Regions from separate parts of the Homo sapiens genome. Here region 1 is linked to region 2. The links are chromatin loops, found by intact Hi-C in ENCODE. Cell type or tissue: CD4-positive, alpha-beta T cell. All regions are shown on one strand. Each heading gives the region's core, and the rest is flanking DNA. Links, peaks and the distances in the headings are about the cores only. Region 1 holds the start of NDUFB7 (NADH:ubiquinone oxidoreductase subunit B7). Region 2 holds the start of C19orf67 (chromosome 19 open reading frame 67).

Evidence for each region. A loop is a pair of places that touch in the nucleus more often than their neighbours do. Peaks named below come from ENCODE experiments on the same cell type or tissue, not always from the same donor. Only the 100,000 strongest peaks of a DNase experiment are listed, where the experiment ranks them.
Region 1: a loop joins it to region 2, with 6 times the contacts of the local background. A loop is called at or near these places in 2 of 110 quality-filtered maps.

What each region holds. Positions count from the first base shown.
Region 1 is chr19:14,567,547-14,579,316 of GRCh38, forward strand. NDUFB7 (NADH:ubiquinone oxidoreductase subunit B7) reads right to left here and starts at 4,520. Exons shown (of 3, transcript NM_004146.6): 1 at 4,343-4,520. The coding sequence starts at 4,454. RefSeq lists an enhancer at 4,452-4,741. In CD4-positive, alpha-beta T cell, for the core only: CTCF peaks have their summits at 4,659 (motif pointing left), 4,864 and 6,806 (motif pointing right); DNase peaks (open chromatin) are centred at 4,615 and 6,845; H3K4me3 peaks cover 1,271 bases; H3K27ac peaks cover 881 bases.
Region 2 is chr19:14,075,676-14,087,445 of GRCh38, forward strand. It overlaps C19orf67 (chromosome 19 open reading frame 67), which reads right to left and starts at 10,108. Exons shown (of 6, transcript NM_001277378.2): 1 at 9,618-10,108; 2 at 8,058-8,202; 3 at 7,830-7,930; 4 at 7,562-7,747; 5 at 6,794-6,928; 6 at 5,949-6,333. The coding sequence starts at 9,952. The coding sequence ends at 6,159. RefSeq lists enhancers at 5,786-6,075, 6,336-6,395. In CD4-positive, alpha-beta T cell, for the core only: no CTCF peak of the experiment used is centred there; DNase peaks (open chromatin) are centred at 2,896, 4,546, 5,796, 6,436 and 1 weaker place; H3K4me3 peaks cover 1,780 bases; H3K27ac peaks cover 1,030 bases.

The sequences.
Region 1 (11,770 bases), core at 37-8,036, 490 kb after region 2:
CTAGCAAACCTGACTCCGGACAAATCAACCTTCAGGAGGGGGCCGATGGGAGCATGAGGAATCCTGGACACTCACCCCGGAGCCTGTGCCTGGCGATCCTGCACTCGTTCCCCACCGCCTCCCTCAGACCCAGCCTCCCTAGCCCTCCTGACGTCCACCACATCTTTCTCGGTCCCAGCTCCTTCCCATCTGCGCAAGTGAGACGAGATATATTCACATCTCAATGGCAGTCGTCCCCTGCTGGCTTCTCTCCCCTTTGCTTCCCAGCTGCGATTCTCTCATCCCACTGAGGCCCAGGTCCTCCTCTCCTGCCCCTTGTCCCATTCCCTGGCTTCTGCCCTACCCCCTCACTGCCCAGACACGGGCTCTCACAGGGCCACCCAACAGCCCAGGACCCCAGCCTCCCGCTTCCTTCTTTCCTGTGGCTCCTCCCACATCCCTCCTCCCCAGGTTTCCTCCCATCTCTATGGCTGCCTTACCTTACGCTTTGTTCTGGGAGCCTTTTTCTTTTCTTTTGAGATGGAGTCTCACTCTGTCACCCAGGCTGGAGGGCAGTGGCAAGATCTCAGCTCACTGCAACCCCTGTCTCCCAGGTTCAAGCAATTCTCCTGCCTCAGCTTCCTGAGTAGCTGGAACTACAGGCGCCTGCCACCATGCCCGACTAATTTTTGTATTTTTAGTAGAGATGGGGTTTCGCCATGTTAGTCAGGCTGGTCTTGAACTCCTGACCTCAGGTGATCCACCCACCTTGGCCTCCCAAAGTGCTGGGATTACAGGTGTGAGCCACTGTGCCCGGCCTGAGAGCCTTTTTCTCTGCTGCCGCCCCGTATGTAGATGAGCCCGATGTGGTCCCTCCACCCCACACCTCGCTTGAGCCCCAGGCCTGGGTATCACCTGCAGCCCCTGGCTGTTCCCTATCTGCACTTGGAGCTCCAGGTGGCAATCCTAGACTCCTCCCTCTTTTGTCTTGAACTTATAATCAGCTAGCAGCAAGGACTTTAGACTGCCTACTGTGTGCTTAGTGGTGGGGATACAGCAGGCAACACAACACACAAGTGTCCCTGCCCTCAGAGGGAGACACAGAACAGACAGAAGACAGAGCACCACAGCGTGTCTGGCAGTGCTTAAGTATTAGGGAGACCAGCCTGGGGAGCACAGAAAGATCCCATGTCCAGAAAAAAATAAAATTATCTTTGCACGGTAGTGCACACGGAGTATCCAGAGCTACTCGGGAGGATCGCTTGAACCCAGGAGTTTGAGGCTGCAGTGGGTGATAACCACCCCACTGCACTCCAGCCTAAGCAACAGAGCGAGAGCCCATCTCTACAAACAAATAAATAAATATGGGCCAGGCGCGGTGGCTCACGCCTGTAAACCCAGCACTTTGGGAGGCCGAGGCAGGTGGATCACTTGAGGTCAGAAGTTCGAGATCAGCCTGGCCAACATGGTAAAACCCTGTCTCTACTAAAAATACAAAAATGAGTCAGGTGTGGTGGCACGCACCTGTAATCCCAGCTACTCGGGAGGCTGAGGCGGGAGAATCGCTTGAACCGGGAAGGCAGATGTTGCAGTGAGCAAAGTGACTGGCTGAAAGGGGGTGGAAAGGAGGAAAGAGAGGGCAGGGGACAGTGATCTAGGAGGGAGGGAGAGAGTGAAGGATCCGGGAGGTAAGAGAAAGGCCAGGCACCATAAAGAGTCCACTGGAGTACCAATCGGGAGACCGGTCAGCAGGGACTGCAGGAATGCGCCACCACACCCAGCTAATTAAAAAATAAAAATAAAAAATTGTAGAGACAGGGCCTTGCTATGTTGCCCAGGCTGTTCTTGAACTTCTGGCCTTGAGCAATCCTCCTGCCTTTGCCTCCCAAACCGTTGGGATTACAGGCATGAGCCATTTTGCCTGGCTTAGAGCTGTTTTTTTCTTATCTCCCCGCCCCCCATTATGTTCAGTTGCACGGGGATAGGCACCAAGGAAGGGAAAGAGGTGAGTTTATCCAGAGTAAGCAAGAGAGAAGGGCAGCAGGTTGCTAGCGTTTGCAAAGCTGATCTTGGGGAAAGCAAGGTATGTGAGGCAGTGGGAGGAAGGTGGACGGACCAATGAACTGCAGGTTCAGCTGGGGCGGAAGGACTACCCGGAGTGTGGACACTGGAGTGATTATACCATCTCCCAACTTTCTCTCAAATCCAGGCTGCTTAGAGGTCTCTGTCTCAAGCTTGTCGCCCACTCAGTAGACAGTGTGACCTTTTGACCAACCAAAACTGATTGTGTCCCTCCTCTGCTTAGAAGCTTGGCTCTGCCACCTCTCTTTGGTCAACCCCTACTCATGCCCCTTCACATCTTTGTTTTGTTTTGTTTTGTTTTTTCAGACAGTCTCGCTCTGTCACCCAGGCTGGAGTGTGGTGGCCTGACCTTGGTTCACTGCAACCTCTGCCTCCTGGGTTCCAGCCAATTCTCCTGCCTCAGCCTCCCAGACAGCTGGGATTACAGGCATGCGCCACCACACCTGGCTAATTTTTGTATTTTTAGTAGAGTAGAGACGGGGTTTCACCATGTTGGCCAGGCTGGTCTCAAACTCCTGACCTCAGGTGATCCACCGGCCTTGGCCTCCCAAAGTGCTGGGATTACAGGCATAAGCCACCGTGCCCGGCTTAATTTTTGTATTTTGTTTTTGAGATGGAGTCTTGCTCTGTCGCCCAGGCTGGAGTGCAGTGGTGTGATCTCGGCTCACTATAACCTCTGCCTCCTGGGTTCAAGCGATTCTCCTGCCTCAGCCTCCTGAGTAGCTGGGACTACAGGTGTGCACCACCACGCCCCTGGCTAATTTTTGTATTTTTAGTAGAGACAGGGTTTCACCACATTGGCCAGGATGGTCTCAATCCCCTGACCTCGTGATCTGCCCGCCTCGGCCTCCCAAAGTGCTGGGATTATGGGTGTGAGACACCATGCCCGGCCTCAATTTTTATATTTTTAGTAGAGATGGTGTTTCACCATGTTGGCCAGGCTGGTCTCAAACTCCTGACCCCAGGTGATCTGCCCGCCTTAGCCTCCCAAAGTGCTGGGATTACAGGCATGAGCCACCACGACCGGCCACCCTTCACGTCTTTGTTTCCAGCCACTGCCTCTTGGAAGCCTGCTTTGACACCCCCAGCTCTGCCTGATTCCACAATCTTTCCCACTGTGCTGAGTTCTCTGGAGACAGTGCCTGCATCCCTCCAGTTCCCTGCTGTATCCGCGGTGCCTAATGTGGGACGTGGCCCAGAGCTGGTGCTCGGTATGCCTGTGATATTACTACATTAAAAGCAAAAACAAACACACGAACCAAAAAACCATCCTGGGCGTAGTGGCTCACATCTTCAATCCCAGCACTTTGGGAGGCTGGGCAGAAGGATCGTTTGAGCCCAGGAGTTTGAGACCAGCCTGGGCAACACAGCAAGACCCCCAACTCTACAAAAAATAAAAAATCAGTCTGGCATCCTGGGGCGCTCCTGTAGTCCCAGCTACTCGGGAGGCTGAGGCGGGAGGATCATTTGAGCCCAGGAGGTCGAGGATGCAATGAGCTGTGATTGTGCCACTACACTCAGCCTGGGCAACAGAGCAAGATCCCGTCTCAAAGCAAAACAAAGCACTTTGCAGGACAGTATTTGCAGCTCGAATCTTCCTTATTTCCTTGTGCATACCCCACAATTGCAGTGACATCAGGAAGGGGGTACAATGAACGTGTCCCTGCCCTCCCATGACTCCCCACGTCCCCCAAGACTTGGCCCGAGGCCGGGCGTGGTGACTGACTTCTGCGATCCCAGCACTTGGGGAGGCCGAGGCGGGCGGATCACTTGAGGTCAGGAGTTCAAGAGCAGCCTGGCCAACAAGGAGAAACCCCGTCTCTACTAACAATACAAAAAAGTAGCTGGGCATGGTGGTACACATCTGTAATCACAGCTACTCGCGAGGCTGAGGCAGGAGAATCGCTTGAACCCGGGAGGTGGAGGCTGCCAGTGAATCGAGACCAAGCCACTGCACTCCAGCCTGAAAGAAAAAGCGAGACTCCGTCTCAAAAGAAAAAAAAAAAAGACTCGACCCAGCTCTGCGCGTCGCATTCCTGCCCGAACCCCCACTTGTCGCCTCACTTTTGCTCCCTGGCTTTTGCTCAAGCCGTGCCCTTGGGCTGGAACGCCTCCACACTGAGGTGGGGTCATGCACGTCCTGTGGACTCCTAGTCTAGACCCAAACCCAGATACAACACCTGAGGTTAGAGCCCAGCCCTGGGGTGCCAGCCCTGGGGTGCCAGGTGTTCAGGCACCCGCGCCCCACGCCCTCTGGCTGCGCCTGCGCACTGGGCCTCACCGCGCTCCTTGCGTTCGGGGAAGCCGTAGTCTGGCGGGAAGGTTGGCATCTGCAGGGGGTCGGGCTCCACCGAGGCATCGCCCAGGTAGCGCCGGACCAGGTGGGCCCCCATGGCTGCAGTCGCTGCAGATCCCTGCAGCAGCCGAGGGTCACCTAGCTCCTACCCGGAACCACTGACCCCTCAGTCAGACACAGCTTCCGGGTCATTTAGGCAGCTGCGGAGATCATAGAGATGAAGGACTCCAGAGGATCGCTCCGGTCCGCCTGGCGTCACCTCGCGGACAGGCGGAGGCGGGACAGGTGCTGTGTCTCTTCGCAGGATATGGTTGGACCCGAGAGGGGACTTCCCTGAGCCTGGAAATCCATCTGGGCGGGGCAGAAGGGGACGGTGTGGGACTGAGGCCTCCCTCGACCCTATCTGGGGCTCTTCTGGTAGCCCGAGGCTAAAGCACATATTAAAATTATTTTTCATATCATTTTCCAAAAAGTTTTTTCTTTGAAAACATTCAAATTTCTCTTAAAAAAGGCACGATATCTATTATATCGTTAATGTATGTAATTTTGCATAAAGTCACTTTAAGAATTTTTTGTTTTTGGAGACACAGTACCTGTCGCCCAGACTGGAGTGTATTGGCGCGATCTCGGCTCACTGCAGCCTCCACCTCCTGGGCTCAAATTCTCTTGCCTCAGCCTCCTGAGTAGCTGGGATTACAGGCGCCCGCCACCACCCCCAGCTAATTTTTGTATTTTTAGTAGAGACGGGGTTTCGCCAGTTGGCCAGGCTGGTCTCGAACCCCTGACCTCAAGTGATTCCCCCGCCTCAGCCTCCCAAATTGCTGGGATTACGGGCATGAGCCACAGTGCCTGTCCAAGAAAGATTTTGATAAATTTAATTTAAATAAAAGTTATTCATAAATACAGTTATTATTATATTATTATTTTTTGAGATAGGGTCTCATTCTGTCGCCCAGGCTGGAGCACAGTGGCACAATCATAGCTCACTGCAACCTTGAACTCTTGGGCTCCAGGGATCCTCCCGCCTCAGCCTCTCAAAGTGTTGGGATTATGGGCGTAAGCCACTGTGCCTGGTCAAAAACAATTATTTAAAGCTGAAATTTCAAATAAATTATATATATATATGCAATCTTTATACAATTTTAAAATATATTAATATCTAATATTAATATCTAATATATATTTTTCCCCAGTCTGACAAAGCATGTATTAGGCATCTACTGTATGGTATGCTGGGTCCAGTGGTCAGACAGAAAGGCAGACGTGGTTCCTGTCTTTCAAGCTTACAGTCTAATGGAACAGAAAAACAGTCTAATGGAAAAAAAAAAATATGGGCCAGGGCAGTGGCTCACACCTGTAATCTCAGAGCTTTGGGAAGCTGAGATGGGAGGATCGCCTGAACTCAGGAGTTTGAGACCAGCCTGGGCAATATAGGGAGACTCTATCTCTACAAAAAAAAAAAAAAAAAAAAAAGCTGGGTGTGGTGGTGCACGCTTGTAGTCCCAGCTACTCGGGAGGCTGAGGCAGGAGGATAACTTGAGCCCAGGAGTTCCAGGCTGCAGTGAGCCGTGATCCCATCACTGCACTCCAGCCTAGGCAACAGAGTGAGACCCTGTCTATAAAAATTCCCAGGTGATGTGATGTTGCTGGTCTAGTGACCAGCTTTGGGAGAATTACTCAACTAGATCTTTATGTGTTGACATGGGGAAGTGGCTGCTGATATATTAAGTGAAAAAAGCAAGCTATTGAGAATAGACAACTGGCAATAGAGACTTTTCTTTTTCTTTCTTTTTTTTTTTTTTTTTTGAGACAGAGTTTCACTCTTGTTGCCCAGGCTGGAGTGCAGTGGTGTGATCTCGGCTCACCGCAACCTCCGCCTTCTGGTTTCAAGCGATTCTCCTGCCTTAGCCTCCTAAGTAGCTGGGATTACAGGTGGGTGCCATCACGGCCAGCTAATTTTTTTTTTTTTTTTTTTGAGACGGAGTCTTGCTCCGTTGCCCAGGCTGGAGTGCAGTGGCGCAATCTCGGCTCACTGCAAGCTCCGCCTCCCGGGTTCACGCCATTCTCCTGCCTCAGCCTGCCGAGTAGCTGGGACTACAAGCGCCCGCCACCACGCCCGGCTACTTTTTTTGTATTTTTAGTAGAGACGGGGTTTCACCGTGTTAGCCAGGATAGTCTTGATCTCCTGACCTTGTGATCCGCCCGCCTTGGCCTCCCAAATAATTTTTTTGTATTTTTAGTAGAGACGGAGTTTCATCATGTTGGCTAGGCTGGTCTTGAACTCCTGACCTCAGGTGATCCACCCGCTTCGGCCTCCCAAAGTGCAGGGATTACAGGCTTGAACCACTGCGTCCAGCTGAGACCTTCTTTCCAGGGCTACCTGTGTGACCTGTCCCTATCTCCAGGCCACCACATTAATCTGTGATTCTTGTGCCCTTCTAGACTCAAGGGGGCAGCATTCACATTGTGATCTCTATGAATGGTGCTTCTGGAGTTGTGCCGTGCACAGCCTGCACAGCTGCATCCAGTAACCCTGACGTGTTCTGGGCGTGTCTCCTTAATCTTCCTTTCTCTGTGCTTCAGCTGCTCACCCAGAGGTCAGAGCTCAAAGGGAGTCCAGAGAGGCAAATTACAGTACTAGCTCACTTTCCCTGTGTGACCCCCAGAAGTGACTTCATTTCTCGCAGACTGAGTTTACTCATCTGTAAGATGAGGTTTGTAATACCTATCTCATAATGTTCCCAGCCAGCGAGGGCTCCCCTCCTCCTGATGGATTCCACCCCTTTCCTGGCTTTATTTTTTTATTTTTTCAAGACAGGGTCTTGCTCTATTACCCAGGCTGGAGTGCAGTGTCATGATCTCGGCTCACTGCAGCCTCTGCCTCCTGGGCTCAGGCGACCCTCCTGCCTCAGCCTCCCGAGTAGCTGGGATTCCACGTGCGTGCCACTACGCCCAGCTAATATTTGTATTTTTGTAGAGATGAGGTTTTGCCATGTTGCCCAGGCTGATCTCAACCTCTTGGGCTCAAGCAAACCACCTGCCTTGGCCTCCCAAAGTGCTGGGATTACAGGCGTGAGCCATCATGCTGGACCTTTATTTTCCTCCTTCGCACTTAGCACCATTTAAACTGCGATCCATTTGCCTTATTTATTTTGTTTATTATTGGTCTCTTCTCTCAACTCAGCTCTGTGAAGCAGGGAATTTTGTCTGTCTTGTTCACTGCCATATTACTGCACCTAGAACAGAACTGGCGTGCAGTAGATGCTTAGAAAATATTTGTTGAATAGACTGGGTGCGGTGGCTAACGACTGTAATTACACGGCTTTGGGAGGCGGAGGCAGAAGGATCACTTGAGAACAGGACTTTGAGACCAGCCTGGGCAATATAGGGAGACCCCTGTCTCTACAAAAAAATAAAAAAATTAGCCGGGCTGGTGGCATGCACCTGTAGTCCCAGCTACTTGGGAGGCTGAAGTGGGAGGATCGCTTGAGCCCAGGAGGTTGAGGCTGCAGTGAGCAATGATCATGCCACTGCACTCCAGCCTGGTCAACAGAGCAAGACCCTGTCTCTGAAAATAAATACAGAACAATACAATAAAATAAATAATTTGTTGAATAAACACAGGAATAAATAAATAGAGAAGGTGGAAGAATCAGATGGTTGCATCAAAAGTGCTTAGTGCCTGGCATCCAGTAGGTGCTCAATACATGCTCACTATTGTTTCTTTCATCCAGGTCACAGTCTGGCGCTAGAAAGCCAAACAAAGGAGGCTACTGTGACCAGTCATTTCACCAGAGGCTGAAGGGATTCAAGCCAGGGATGACTGGGGTTGGGCGTGGAGGCATGTGGCCCATTCCATTCTAAACTTCCAGGACTCAAATGGTTCAGCCTGGCCTAGCCTTACCGAGCACTGGGGACCTGGGGGGAATGATACTGAAAGGGCCATTGTCTGGGGTGATAACTGAGATTCGTTGTCTTACAGCGGAGGAAATCAAGGACGTGGACACACAAGGAGTGAGGTTAAGAGAGGAAGTTTATATTTATTTATTTATTTTTTTGAGATGGAGTCTTGCTCTGTCACCCAGGCCGGAGTGCAGTGGCACAATCTCGGTTCACTGCAACCTTCACCTCCTGGGTTCAAGTAATTCCTGTCTCAGCCTCCCAGGTAGCTGGGATTACAGGTGTGAGTCACCCTCCTGGCCTATTTACTTATTTTTTGAGATGGAGTCTTGCTCTGTTGCCCAGGCTGGAGTGTAATGGCAGGATCTCAGATCACTGCAACCTCTGCCTCCTGGGTTCAAGTGATTCTCGTGCCTCAGCCTCTGAGTAGCTGAGATTACAGGTGTGTGCCACCACACCTGGCTAATTTTTTGTATTTTTAGTAGAGATGAGGTTTCACCACGCTGGCCAGGACCTCCTGACCTCAAATGACCCACCCGCCTCGGCCTTCCAAAGTGCTGGGATTACAGGCGTGAGCTACTGCGCCTGGCCAAGAGTGAAAGTTTAACAGGTGAAAGAATACCTGTCTCTGCTGCAGAGAGAGGGGTCCTGAACAGGTTGCTGGTTTTGAGGTGAAATGCAGGGCGTTTTATAGATGCTTGGTGAGCAGGCAGTGTCTGATTTACATAGGGCTTGAAAGATTGGTTGGGCCAGGTGTGCTATTTGCATAGGGCGCAAAAACTGTTTAGGACTAGGTGTGCCATTTGCATAGGGCGCGAATTTCTGGAAGTCCCCCCACCTTAATCTTTCATTATGTAGGTAGGTTCTCTGCCTGGCCTGCACCATCATGCCCGTTTATTTTTTATCTATTTATTTATTTTTTACTGTACACGTGATAATAAAAGGGAAGATGGAGACTCCATGTTGAACATGCCTGGCCCTCAGGTAGCCCTTTTCTATTGGCACAGCTGCTGGCATTTTCTCATGCAAGCTTCCAGCTTGCTTATCTATGTTTGCAGCTCAATTTCTCAGGATGCTCGTTGTTAAAAATAAATAATTTCTTGGGCTGTTTTTTTTGTGTGTTTGTTTGTTTTCTTTGAGCTGGAGTTTTGCTCTTGTTGCCCAGGCTGGAGTGCAATGGCGCAATCTTGGCTTGCTGCAGCCTCCGCCTCCCGGGTTCAAGTGATTTTCCTGCCTCAGCCTCCTGAGTACCTGGGATTATAGGCACCCGCTACCATGCCTGGCTAATTTTTTGTATTTTTGTGTGTGTATATATATATATATATATATATATATATATATATATATATATGTATTTTTTTTTTTTAGTAGAGACGGGGTTTCGCTATGTTGGTCAAGCTGGTCTCGAACTTCTGACCTCAGGTGATCCGCCTGCCTCCGCCTCCCAAAGTGTTGGGATTACAGGCGTGAGCCACTGAGCCCAGCCTGGGCTGCTTTTTGTTAAAAGGGAAGCTCTGACAAGGACTCTCTTACCCTCACTAGCTGCCTAAATAATGTCTTTCTATCTCCTGTATCAATATTTGGGTGAGGGTGATTTTAGGCAGCATGTGGGGGCCTCCATCACCCATCATCTGTATCCTTCCTGTTTTTTTCTTTATCAACCACCCACCAAGGAGACCTTCCTGTGTCCCTTGCCCACCGCTCCCAGGGGACCTGTTTTTTTTTTTTTTTTCTTTGAGACGGAGTCTTGCTCTGTCACCCAGGCTGGAGTGCAGTGGTGAGATCTCGGCTCACTGCAATCTCGGCCTCCAGGGTTCAAGCAATTCTCCTGCCTCAGCCCCCTGAGTAGCTGGGATTACAGGCGCCCGCCACCACTCCTGGCTAATTTTTGTATTTTTAGTAGAGATGGGATTTCACCATGTTGGCCAGGCTGATCTCGAACTCCTGACCTCAGGTGATCTTCCCGCCTCGGCCTCCCAAAGTGGTGGGATTACAGGCATGAGCCACCGCACCTGGCCAGGACCCGGTTTATTGGCCACAGTTCCCCGCCTCTCCCCTTTCTTCCTTCCCTTGCTCTCCTGTCCTGCCCCATCTGGTCTGCTCCAGAAGGGGCTGCATTCGCACTCTGTGAGCAGAGCAGCCTCAGAGGGCCCACGTGGGACCTGAGGTGGGGAAGGAAATTCTGAGTGGTGTCTGCACCTTGCCACAGTCTGCTGGTTGGGAGACCAGATGCTCTGGGGGATTCAGTTTCAGGGAAGGAGGAAAAACAAGGTCAGTGAGGCCTCAGCAGAAGACTCCCAGGGCAAGCCCCGCTTCTGCTTATGGGGCAGACAGAACACTTGTCTTTAATCCAGGCAGGAGTGCTACTGACACCCAGCGTTTGATGCTGTGTGCATTGAGAGTGGCTGGCTGGTATTGGAGGGATGAGAGAGCCTGGAGGGGCGGGGCTTTAGGGGTGGCCTTAGACAGGGCTTGGCAGGCAGGAGGTCACTCACTCATTCAACAAACATTCATTGAGCACCTACCGTGTGGCAGGCAGTGAACAAGACAGACACAAATCCCTGCCCTCATGGAGTTGAGCTGCTAATAGGTGGAAGACAGGCAGAGAACAAGATTAGGAAGTGAGGTATGTGCAATGTGAGATATGATAAGACTGTGACAATGGTTAAGGGGAAAAATGGCAGACAGAGTGGATGAGAAGGGATGGTCTGGAATTTTATTTTTATTTTATTTTTTTGAGACAGGGTCTCACTTTGTTGCCCACGCCAGAGTGCAGTGGCACAATCACAGCTCATTGCAGCCTTGAATTCCTGGGCTCAAGGGATCCTCCTACCTCAGCCTCCTGAGTAGCTAGGACTATAGGTGTGTACCAACATGCCTGGTTAATTTTTTCATTAATATCACAGTGCGTAAACCCTGTGATATGATAAATATCAGAGGGATATTTCATTAATTTTGTAGAGGCAGGGTCTCCCTACCTTACCCAGGCTGGTTGTTCATCATATTGGTCAGGCTGTTCTTGAACTCCCGACCTCAGGTAATCCACCTGCCTCAGCCTCCCAAAGTGCTGGGATTCCAGGCGTGTGTCACCATGCCCAGCCTGATCCTCCTCTTTATTGCAATCCCCCATGTACATGTGATTCCTTTCTCCTTCTTTCTTTTTCTTCTTTTTCTGTTTCTACTTTATTTTTATTTTTATTTTTTTGAGATGGAGTTTCTTTCTGTCACCCAGGCTGGAGTGCAGTGGTGCGATCTTGGCTCACTGCAACCTTTGCCTTGCAGGTTCAAGCGATTGTCCTGCCTCAGCCTCCGTGGTAGCTGGGATTACAGGTGCACACCACCACGCCCAGCTCATTTTCGTATTTTTAGTAGGGACAGGGCTTCACCGTATTGGCCAGGCCGGCCTCAAACTCCTGACCTCAGGTGATCCCCTGGCTTCGGCCTCCCAAAGTGCTGGGATTACAGGCATGAGCCACTGTGCCTGGCCATCTACTTCTTTTTCTTTTCTTGTTT
Region 2 (11,770 bases), core at 2,492-10,491:
CCGTCTCTACTAAAAATACAAAATATTAGCCGGGCGTGGTGGTGCATGTCTGTAATCCAGCTACTCAGGAGGCTGAGGCATGAGAATCACTTGAACCCAGGAGGCGGAGGTTGCAGTGAGCCAAGAACGGGCCACTGCACTCCAGCCTGGGTGACACAGTGAGACTCTGCCTCAAAAAAATAAAAAAGGCAACTGAAACCTGGCTTTTAAGAGAGAAATCTGCATTTTTATGATTGTGACTATTTAGGAAAAACTTTTTTTTTTTTTTGAGACAGTTTTGCTCTGTCACCCAGGCTGGAGTGCAGTGGTGCGATCTCAGCTCACTACAACCTTTGCCTCCTGGGCTCAAGCAATTCTCCTGCCTAAGCCTCCCGAGTAGCTGGAATTACAGGTGCACATCACCACACCGGCTAATTTATTGTATTTTTAGTAGAGATGGGTTTTCACCATGTTGTCCAGGCTGGTCTTGAACTCCTGGCCTCAAGTGATCTGCCGGCCTCAGCCTCCCAGTTTTTTCTAGGCGCCCTGCCTAGAAAAAACTTTTAAAGTTGTGCGGGAGGAGAGGAAGGAAGGAAGTTGGCAAGCAACAACTGTTTGCAATAGGGCCTGTGGCTGTCAATTTGCAAGCTCTGGTTAATTTCTCTCCCCTGGATGGGGGTTCAAGAGGGTGGGTGAACACCCTAAATTGTCTCTAAAACTGTATCTGCACAGTTAACATTCTGGGACTATTTTTACAGTGTCTTAGAAGTGCACTGAGGGCCTGGCGCGGTGGCTCACGCCTGTAATCCCAGCACTTTGGGAGGCCAAAGCAGGTGGATCACGAGGTCAGGAGATCAAGACCATCCTGGCTAATATGGTGAAACCCCATCTCTACTAAAAATACAAAAAAAAAAAAAAAAATTAGCCGGGCGTGGTGGTGGGTGCCTGTAGTCCCAGCTACTCAGGAGGCTGAGGCAGGAGAATGGCGTGAACCCGGGAGGTGGAGGTTGCAATGACCCGAGATTGCACCACTGCACTCTAGCCTGGGTGACAGAACAAGACTCCATATTAAAAAAAAAAAAAAGAAGTGCACTGAGGACCAGACATGGTGACTCATGCCTGTAATTCTAGCACTTTGGGAGGCCAAGGCAGGAGGATTGCTTGATCCCAGGAGTTCAAGACCAGCTTGGGCAACATAGCGAGACACTGCCCCACCCCATCTCTACAAAAAATTAACCGGGTGTGGTGGCATGTGCCTGTGGTCCCAGCTACTCTGGAAGCTTAGCAGGAGATCGCCTGAGCCTGGGAGGTTGAGGCTACAGTGAGCTATGATTGAACCACTGCACTCCAGCCTGGGTGAGAGTGAGATCTGTAACCTAAGAAAAAAAAAAAATTCACTAAGACCAGAAAAGGGGAGACCCAGGAAGTTTAAATTTAAAAATGTTTTCAATTTTGGAGACAAGTCTTGTTCTGTCACGCAGGCTGCAGTGCAGTGGCATGATCACAGCTTACTGTAACCTTGATCTCCTGGGCTCAAGTGATCCTCCTGCCTCAGCCTCCTGAGTAGCTGGGACTACAGGTGTGAACCACCACACCCAACCCAGGAACATTTTAGAATCGCTGTTTCAACTCTTGGCTCTTGAGATCGTGTCACTGCACTCCAGCCTGGGTGACAGAGCGAAACTCTGTCTTAAACAAAAACAAATTCTTGGCTCTGTCCAACTCTGTCTCTTGTATAGGGGCATCAAATGTCTAGTGAAATCCATATGCATAAAATACAGAGAGGTCATGCTGATACAAGGCTGCACCCAAGAGCAGCTCAGCCCATGAAGGGCTCATCAGCTGACCCCATCCTCAGCCCAGTGACCCCATCCTCAGCATACTTCACTGTGACTGTGGGAGCTATGTAGAGAAAGGCGGAGAGAGCCTGGGAAGGTGGAAAATGGAAACACCTAGAGGCTGGTCTTAATTTCCAGCAGGGGAGCCAAGAACTAAGTATGTCATGAGTGGACAGGGGCCGGGCATGGTGGCTCATGCCTGTAATCCCAGCACTTTGGGAGGCCAAGGTGGGTGGATCACCTGAGGTCAGGAGTTTGAGACCAGCCTGGCCAACATGGTGAAAACCCATCTCCACTAAAAATACAAAAATTAGGCCTGGTGCAGTGGCTCATGCCTGTAATCCCAGCACTTTGGGAGGCTAAGGCGAGTGGATCACCTGAGGTCAGGAGTTCGAGATCAGCCTGGCCAACATGGAGAAACCCCATCTCTACTAAAAATCAAGAAATTAGCCAGGCATGGTGGCGCATGCCTGTAGTCCAAGCTACTCAAGAGACTGAGGCAGGAGAATCACTTGAACCCAGGAGGCAGAGGTTGCAGTGAGCCCTGAGATTGCACCACTGTACTCCAGCCTGGGTGACAGAGCGAGACTCCATCTCCAAAAAAAAAAGAGTGGACAGGACTACTTAAGTATAGATGAGGGATTCTCTAACTTTTCTGAATATTAAACTCAACTGAGGCCCCCATATGTCAAGTAAATCAGAATGGGGGAAGGGCTTGACATCAGTATTTTTTGAAGCTCCCAGGTGATTACAATATACAGCTGAGTCTGAGAACCATGAAGTAAATATAAACCAGCAGTTCTCAATGTAGTGGCACCAGGACCAGCAGTATCCGCAATGCTTGGGGAATTGCTAGACATGCGCCTTCCAGGGGCCAGGTGTGGTGGCTCATGCCTATAATCACAGCACTTTGGGAGGCTGAGGTGGGATAATTGCTTGAGTCTGGGAGTTCAAGACCAGTGTGGGCAATATAGCAAGACAAAGTCTCTACCAAAAAAAAAAAAGAGAGAGAGAAAAAAAAGCACTTTCTTGGGTCTCATCCCAGACTTAATGATCAAACTCTCCATGTGATTCTGATGCACACTAGGAAGTTTGAGAATCAAGGGTGTAGAAAGCTGCTCAGCAACAGGACCCAGGAAACAAAGCTTGTTTCCTTCCCCTTCCAGTACTGTACTGTCACCACCCACCCGAAACCCTGTCTTAAGAGACAGTGGATTTGACTTAAAGGAGACCGTCTAGAGCTGCTTGTGGCTAGTCTGAATTGAGATATGTTGTAAATGTGAAATGCTAGATTTCTTTTCCTTTTTTTTTTTTTTTTTTTTTTTGAGATGGAGTCTTGCTCTTGTTGCCCAGGCTGGAGTGCAATGGCACGATCTCGGCTCACTGCAACCTCCATCTCCTGGGCTCAAGCGGTTCTCCTGCCTCAGCCTCCAGAGTAGCTGAGATTACCAGCACCTGCCACCATGCCCGGCTAATTTTTGTAGTTTTAGTAGAGATGGGGTTTCGCCATGTTGGCCAGGCTGGTCTCAAACTCCTGACCTCATGATCTGCCTGCCTCGGCCTCCCAAAGTGCTGGGATTACAGGTGTGAGCCACTGCATCTGGCTTTTTTTTTTTTTTTTCAGATGGAGTCTCGCTCTGTTGCGCAGGCTGGAGTGTAGTGGTGCGATCTCGGCTCACTGCAACCTCCATCTCCCAGATTTAAGCGAGTCTCCTGGCTCAGCCTCTTGAATAGCTGGGATCACAGGCGCCCACCACCACACCCACCTTTTTTTTTTTTGTTTTTTTTTTTTGCATTTTTAGTAGAGACAGGATTTTGCCATGTTGGCCAGGCTGGTCTCGAACTCGTGACCTCAAGTGACCCACCTGTCTCGGCCTCCCAAAGTGCTGGGATTATGGGCATGAGCCACCATGTCCGGCCAAGATTTCTAAGACAGTACAAAAAAGGAAAATACCTCAATAATTTTTTTACATGGATTATACATTGAAATAATATTTTGGGTATAACAGGTTAAATAAAATATCACGAAAATGAATCTAACCTCTTAATTTTTTATTTTTTATTTTTTTTTGAGACGGAGTCTCGCTGTGTCACCCAGGCTGGAATGCAGTGGTGCGATCTCGGCTCACTGCAAGATCCACCTCCCGGGTTCACGCCATTCTCCTGCCTCAGCCTCCCGAATGGCTGGGACTACAGGCGCCTGCCACCACGCCCGGCTAATTTTTTGTATTTTTAGTAGAGACGGGGTTTCACCGTGTTAGCCAGGATGGTCTCAATCTCCTGACCTCGTGATCCGCCTGCCTCAGCTTCCCAAAGTGCTGGGATTATAGGCATGAGCCACGGCGCCTGGCCCTAACCTCTTAATTTTTTTATGTGGTTACTAGAAAATTTGAAACTACATACGTGATTTGCGTTTGCAGCTCACTTGATATTTCCATTGGACCCCACGAGTCTAAAGAATCTTAAAGGCCGGGCAGGGTGGCTCATGCCTGTAATCCCAGCACTTTGGGAGGCCGAAGCGGGAGGATAGCTTAAGCCAGGAGTTCGAGACCAGCCTGGTCAACATAGGAAGAACCCCCCCCTTCTCTACAATAATAATAATAATATAATAATAATAATAAAATAGGGGCATCGTCGCTGCCTGTACTCCCAGCTGCTTAGGAGGCCGAAGTGGGAGGATCACTTGAACCCAGGAGTTAGAGTTTGCAGAAGTTGGAGGTTCCAGGATTGCGCCATTGCACTCCAGCCTGGGTGACAGAGCAAGACCCTTCCCTCCCCCCGAAAAACATCTTAGAGCCACAGGAAAACTCACAGGGACTCCCTCAAAGCGGTATCAGGGAGCATCAGGATTTCCTTGATGTCATTCAGACCACAGCTGTGGACTAAAAAACATCCTTGATGCAGTCAGAAATTGTCACCAGAAATACCCATGGAAGAGCAATAGTGGCCGGGCGCGGTGGCTCACGCCTGTAATCCCAGCACTTTGGGAGGCAGAGGCGAGCGGATCACCTGAGGTCAGGAGTTGGAGACCAGCCTGGCCAACATGGCGAAACCCCGTCTCTACTAGAAATACAAAAACTAGCTGGGCCTGGTGGCATCAGCCTGTAATCCCAGCTACTCGTGGGGCTGAGGCAAGAAAATCACTTGAGCCTGGGAAGCGGAGGTTGCAGTGAGCCGAGATCATGCCATTGTACTCCAGCCTGGGCGACAAGAGCGAAACTAGTGTTGGCATTCAATATTGATTCATTTCACCTCTAACGTCCTTTTTTATCATCTGGAAATGGAGGCTAATACTATGTGCCAGGGACTGGAAGGTAGGTGCTTTGCTCAAAATCATAAATAAGGGCAGGGCTCTGGGTGTCTCCTCTATGAAAATGCTGCCGGGGGCGGGGGGAGGGGAGGGGAGGGGAGGAGAACCAAAAGGGTCCCTCTTGGATTAAAGGGGTATAACCCGCAGCTGAGTGACACCTGGCTCAGGAGGACACCCTTCCTCCTTGCAACGGGCCACAAGTACCGGGTTGCGATCACAAGTACCCGGTTCAGGTCCAAGGTCCGCCACTTGCTCGCAGGAGCTTTGAGCAGGTGAGTTCATTTCTCTCAGCCAGGGTCTCCTCTCCAGTCCGAGATTAGAGAGAGGCTGAGAGATCCTAAGCTTGGATACCGTAGGGCTCTCCCACCTTGTCCGCACCCCGGATACCCCAAGAAAGACGACGACCTGTCCGGCCCCCAAGTCCCAAAAGCTGGAAGAGAAAAAAAAAGTCTAACTCGGGCCCTTAGGAAACTGATCGAGGGCACTTTCCTGGGGCGCGTCGGGAAAAGTAGTCTTCTACGCTAAAATAAATAACTTCCGGGTCAAAATATGGGAGTGGGCGTAGCCTTAAGTCTCTTCCTCCAGTGGACGTTGAATTTCCCCGGTACCCTAAACTTGCAGTTTTCTGGGTTCCGGTGTTGACGGGCACCACTTCCCTTTTTGCTTCATGTGCGCCTATGCGCATGCGCCAAACTCTCGTCCGCCTATTGGCGAATTCCAGGCTTCTTTCAAAAGACTACATTTCCCAGAAGGCCACGCGAGTGGGTGGGGCAATCCCCCGGGGGAGGGGCGCGGCATTCGCAGCGGACGCTGAGCCTGTGACCTCTTTCTTTCTTTTATTTAACACAAAACTGACGTGTCCGCATTCAGGGCCCCACGGCCAAGCCGGACTCGGTGCAGACAGGTCAGCTCGGCCTGGCCCTTTGGAAGGCGAGGCCGGGCTGCACTGCGAGAACGAGTGAGCCCCTCCCCTGCCCCCTATTCTGGAGTTTGGAACTGTCAAGTTCCAGCTCCTACCCTCTTCCCCAGGTTCAAGACCCCTGCGCTGCCCACCCCGCAGGCCCGGCTGCGCTCGGAGGCCGGGCCTGGCCTGCCTGGCCCGTGAGGATCTGCACCAGCAGGTCGGTGGCCAGCGTGGGCGTGGGCTCCTCGAAGCCGATGGTCAGCAGCTGCTGGTAGTCCCCAAGCGGCTGCGGGCACAAAATCCTGGGGTGGGGGGGCCAGGGATAGACAGGCCTGGACTTGAGTGCCCCCTGCCCCTCGGGAGTCCCTCCCTTTGAGTGAGAGGCTCAGGTGAAAGAGGCTTTGTTTCAGCTGCGGGTGGGAAAAACCCCCGGGGGAAACTTGTTTCCTTGTTGATCAGAGACTTAGTAATGGCTCCTAGAGGCTGAATAACTGGTCCTGACCTGTCCATTCGCTCTGCTAGCTGTGTGTCCTTGGGCAGGTAACAACTTCTCTGAGCACCCTGTTTTCTTTGTTAAATGGGGCCAATAGCATAGATCTCCATGGGTTGTTACTGGGGTCTGCATGAAGTGCTTTTCAGGGCACAATAAAATGCTATCACTACTAAGGGAAGCAAAGTGTTTGGGAAGGTGGATTGTCTTTGGTGGGGTTCTGCCTCCCCCTCCAGCTCCCAGGCCCACGTTGCTATTGCCCTAGCTCCTACCATGAATAAAGGTCATCCTCGGCTGGTCCTAGGGGCACCCATCGGCCGATGGACCACAGCTTCTGGATCTGTGGGCACGAATTGGCTGGACTCTGGCCTGTGTCTTCCCAAGTATCTCGATAGCACAGAAAGTAGCTAGGAGGGGAGGGAGCTGTAATTAGAAGTGATCAGCTTCCTAGCTACTTCTGTTGAGGGCTTTAATTTTGGAGTTGAGGTGGGAACTCATCAGAAGTTGCCCTGAAGTTCTCAGGTAGGAATGTGACTCCAAGGCCTTTTCTCCCTGCCAGCCTACTTTTAAGATGAGAACTTTTATTTTGGTGGGAGGGTGGGTTTTAAGAAAATAGAGGTAGCCTTTCAAAAGCCTTTAGTTTCCTGGTTCACTTTTTTTTTTTTTTAAGAGACAGATTATTGCTTCCACTCAGGGTGGAGTGCAGTGGCACAATCACAGCTCACCGTAGCCTTGATTCCTGGGCTCAAGTGCTCCTCCTGCCTAAGCCTCCCAAGTAGCTGGGACTACAGGTGCCAGCCATCACGCCTGGCGAATTTCTTTGTTGTTGAGACAGGGTCTTGCCATCTTGCCCAGGCTGATCTCAAACTCTTGAGCTCAAGTGATCCTCCTGCCTCGGCCTCCCAAAGTGTTGGGATTACAGGCGTGAGCCACTGCCTCGGGCCCTGGCTCACTTTTCACTTTGCTGGTGACGGTTTGGAGGGTCATATTGGCATTCATCATAGAAAGGGGAGGACTTTGATTTGGGTAAGAGGACTTACTAATCCACAAGGGAATCTTGTCCCCGACCAGGGGCCTCTGGGGTGGCTTCCAGGTGCCAGCGCATCTTCTTATAGAGGTAGCGGGGGAAGCGGCTGGCAGTGTAGGCGGTTGGGGCACAGTATCTGAAGATGGAGACCTCATGGGACAGGCTGATGGAGAACCTCCCGCAAAAGAAACAGGAGATGCTGGCGAGACATGAGAGAATGGAGGGGTGAGGCTGGGCCTTGGACTCCTTCATCCCCCCATCTGAGTCTCCTACCATTTTACCTAAGGGGGTTCATCTCCTCCAGGTCCACGAACCCAAAGGAAGCGTACATGAGGACCAGCTGTTCCAGGCGCAGGGTCAGCTGTTGGGAGATCTCTAACAGCTGCATACAAGAGGGGGGTACAGTGAGATCAGCTGGCCTGCGAGGAGTGGGCCTCCCCCTCCACCATCCCCACAGGCTCAGAGCTGCGAGAAGAAAGGGGCGTGGGGTCTAAGAAACCTCCACACACCCCCTTTCGGACCAGCTCCTGCAGGGGTCCATAGATGGGGGGTATGCTTCTCGCGGCTGCCTCCAGGTACAGGAAGTAGGGCTCACACATCTGTAAGAAGGTGGGCATGGCCTTGGCCAGCTGCTCCTTCTGTACTTGGTCTCTGCTGAAGGAAGAAGGGGGCCTTTGCCTGGAATCCCTCACAACCCCTCCCCACCCCGCAGTTTTCCCCATTCTACTCAATCCCAACCTGTATCCCTGGCTTTGACCCATTAGAAAAGCCCCCAGTTTCAGGTCTTTTCTGAACATCTTTCTGGTTTACCTGCATCAAACCCATTTGGAACACTTGTTAAAGTGCTGACACCTGAGTCTCACAACACTTAGGACCCAGAGCTTCCTGCAGGGTCTGGGCGCAGTGGCTCACGCCTGCAATCCTAGAGTTTTGGGAGGCTGAGGCTGGAGGATTGCTTGAGGCCAGGAGTTCCAGACAAGCCTAGGCAACATAGCAAGAACCCATCTCTACACAAAAATAATTAGCTGGGCATGGTGGCACCTGTAGTCCCAGTTACCCAGGAGGTGGAGGTGGGAAGATTGCTTGAGACCAGGAGTTCGAGGGTGCAGTGAGCTATGACTGCCCCACTGCACTCCAGCTTGGGTGACAGAGCGAGACCCTGTCTCATTAAAAAAAAAAAAACAGCCTCATGAGAATCCCTCGAACCTGGGAGGCGGAGGTTGCAGTGAGCTGAGTTCGCCCCACTGCACTCCAGCCTAGGTGACAGAGCAAGACTCCATTTCAAAAAAACACATAACAACAAAACAAAACAAAAAAACCCAGCCTCGGGTAGGCGCGGTGGCTCACGTCTGTAATTCCAGCACTTTGGGAGGCCAAGGCGGGTGGATCATGAGGTCAGGAGCTCAAGACCAGTCTGGCCAAGATGGTGAAACTCTGTCTCTACTAAGAAAAGAAAAAAATTAGCCGGGCAACACATGTTGGTGGGCGCCTGTAATCCCAGCTACTCGGGAGGCTGAGGCAGAGAATTGCTTCAATCCGGGAGGCGGAGGTTGCAGTGAGCTGAGATTGCACCACTGCACTCCAGCCTGGGCGACAGAGTGAGACTCCATCTCAAAAACAAACACGCAAACAAAACCCAACCCAGCCTCCTAGGAAATTCCAATGGACACTGAAATTGAGAGTCACAGGGAAACCTGGTCTGGGAATCACATTATCCTTTGGAGTCTCAAACTGATGTCCTGCAGGCCAAGTTTGGCTCAGGTGGGTCTTGTTTAGCCAGCACAGGGCTCAAAATGTAAGACAGCACTTAAAAACTGGGAGAAAAAGTCCTAGAGACTTGACAACCCCAGGCCCACACTGCCACGACAGTAATAGCAGCCATCCCCTACCCGCAATTCTACAGTCTTCCTCATTCTCTTAAACTGGATTCTAATATGCTAGCTTCTTCCACTGTCTCCCTCTGGCTCCTAGCGCTTGTAATTTTGCGACCCTGGTGTGTGTCACCCATCCTGTCGCCTCCCCTCCAAGTCTCCTTACCCATGGGGACCTGGGACCCTGTCCAGCATCACCTGTAGAGCAAGTAGCTCTGGAAATCATCTGCCTTCTTCAGTAGGTAGCGCAGCTGTTGGGTGATGGGGCTGAACAAAGTGTCCAGGGATAGGCGGGGAGGTGCTGGCCCAGGCCGGGGGACCAGAGGTTTGGGGGAAGACGTGGAGGCCCGGGCCTCAGCCAGCCGCCCCTCGGCATCTTCAGGATCCGGCTCAGATGGGTTCCCAGGCCTGCCAGGGGGCGTCGACCTGGAGGGGTCTCCGCAGGGCGGCGTCCCAGGTTCCAAGGCGTCTGGAGGCGGTGTTTCTCCAGGGTCCAGGGGGAGCGACCCCTCGAACCACTGCTCTGTAGCCATGGTAGGGCCGGGGGGCGGGAACCTGAGCTCTTTAAGCTTCCGCTGCTGCTCAGGTTGGCCGCGGGTTCGACCCCGCCCCGGGAGCCTCCGACTGGCCCCTGCCTTGACCTCTCCACCGGAGCCGCGCCGCCGCGCCGGGGGCCGTTCGCCTCTTTTGAATTTCAACACGCGGGAGGGGCGCGCCTCTCCAGTCCGCGCGCCTGCGGCCCCCTACCCCTGCACACGCGCCGCACGCGCTCCAGGAACCTGGCGGTGGGGAGGGACCCGCCTAGGGAGGTGGCCTCTGGCCGTGTCCTGGGGGTGTGGCTAGGGCCGGGACCTTTATCTCTCGAGGTGGATTCCTAGAGTGGAGGGGTCTCTAAACGTGTCTCCAACCCCTCAACCCGGCACAGGTATATGGAATGAGGCCGCCCAGGCCCCAGCCCCTCACTCCCAGAACGCTTTTTGTTGTTAAAACATTTTTTTAATTTAAAATTTTTAGAGATGGGGGCCCATGTTGCCCAGGTTGGTCTCAAACTCCTGGACTCAAGCGATCCTCCCGTGTCGGTCTCCTAAAGTGCCCAGCCTCTTTTTTTCTTTAAAAACAAAAAACAACTCTAATGAGTTGAGAAACTGCCTTAGAACTTAGTAGGGACTACTTAGAACTTAGTAGGGACTTTGGATGTAGTAACTCTGGCGACTACTACTAACAATAATTTTTAAAAATCTTCAGGCTGGACTTGGTGGCTCATGTCTGTAATCCTGACACTTTAGGAGGCTGAAGCGGGAGGACTGCTTGAGGCCAGGAGTTCAAGACCAGCCTAAGCCACATAGCAAGACCCTGTCTATACAAAAACCAAAATATTAGTTGGGTGTTGTCTGAGGCATGAGAATCACTTGTACCCAAAAGTTCGAGGCTGTCACCACAGTTATGATTGCACCAGTACACTCTAGCCTGAGTGACAGAGCAAGACTCTGTCTTGAAACAAAATCTTCACTTGGAAATCTTCTATCTCATGGTCTCATCTGATGGCCCAGAAGGAATTTTCTGTTGTTTTAATGAAGAGGACCATGAGGTCTGGAGACACTACTATGGTCCAAGAACAGATCCCTGCCCCAATATTTGTAGTGGATTCTTTGCAGTAGACAAAGGCTGACAGGTTTATAGTTTTTAATGTACATTATGTCAAATACGCTAATTATATTTAAAGACTCTGAGTGAAGAACTCAGACAGGTGTCAGATGCCACCCTGTGTGACCCGGGGCAGACAGCATCTCTGTGCCGGGCCAGCTGCCTCTTCTGTAAGGTGGGATTTTATGAGTTTTTTGTCTTATGGGGACTTGGGAGGACAGTTGAGGAAATGCTTATAAACCCAAGGACTTAACTGCTAGCCATTCAACAATATTTGAGGCCAGGCATGGTGGCTCACGCTTGTAATCCCAGGCAGAATTGCTTGGCTGGGAGTTCGAGGCCAACCTGGCCAACAAAGTGCATACCCTCATCTCCACACACACACAAAGATTTTTTTTTGAGACAGAGTCTCACTTTGTCACCCAGGCTGGAGTGCAGTGGCACGATCTTGGCTCACTGCACCCTCCGCCTCCCAGGTGTAAGCAATCCTCTGCCTCAGCCTCCTGAATAGCTAGGATTACAGGCACCCACCACCACGCCCAGCTAATTTTTTTTTATATTTTTAGTAGAGACAGGGTTTCATCATCTTGGCCAGGCTGATCTTGAACTCCTGACCTCATGATCCACCCACCTCGGCCTCCCAAAGTGCTGGGATTACAGGCATGAGCCACTGTGCCCGGACAAAAATTTTTAAAAGTTAGCCCGGC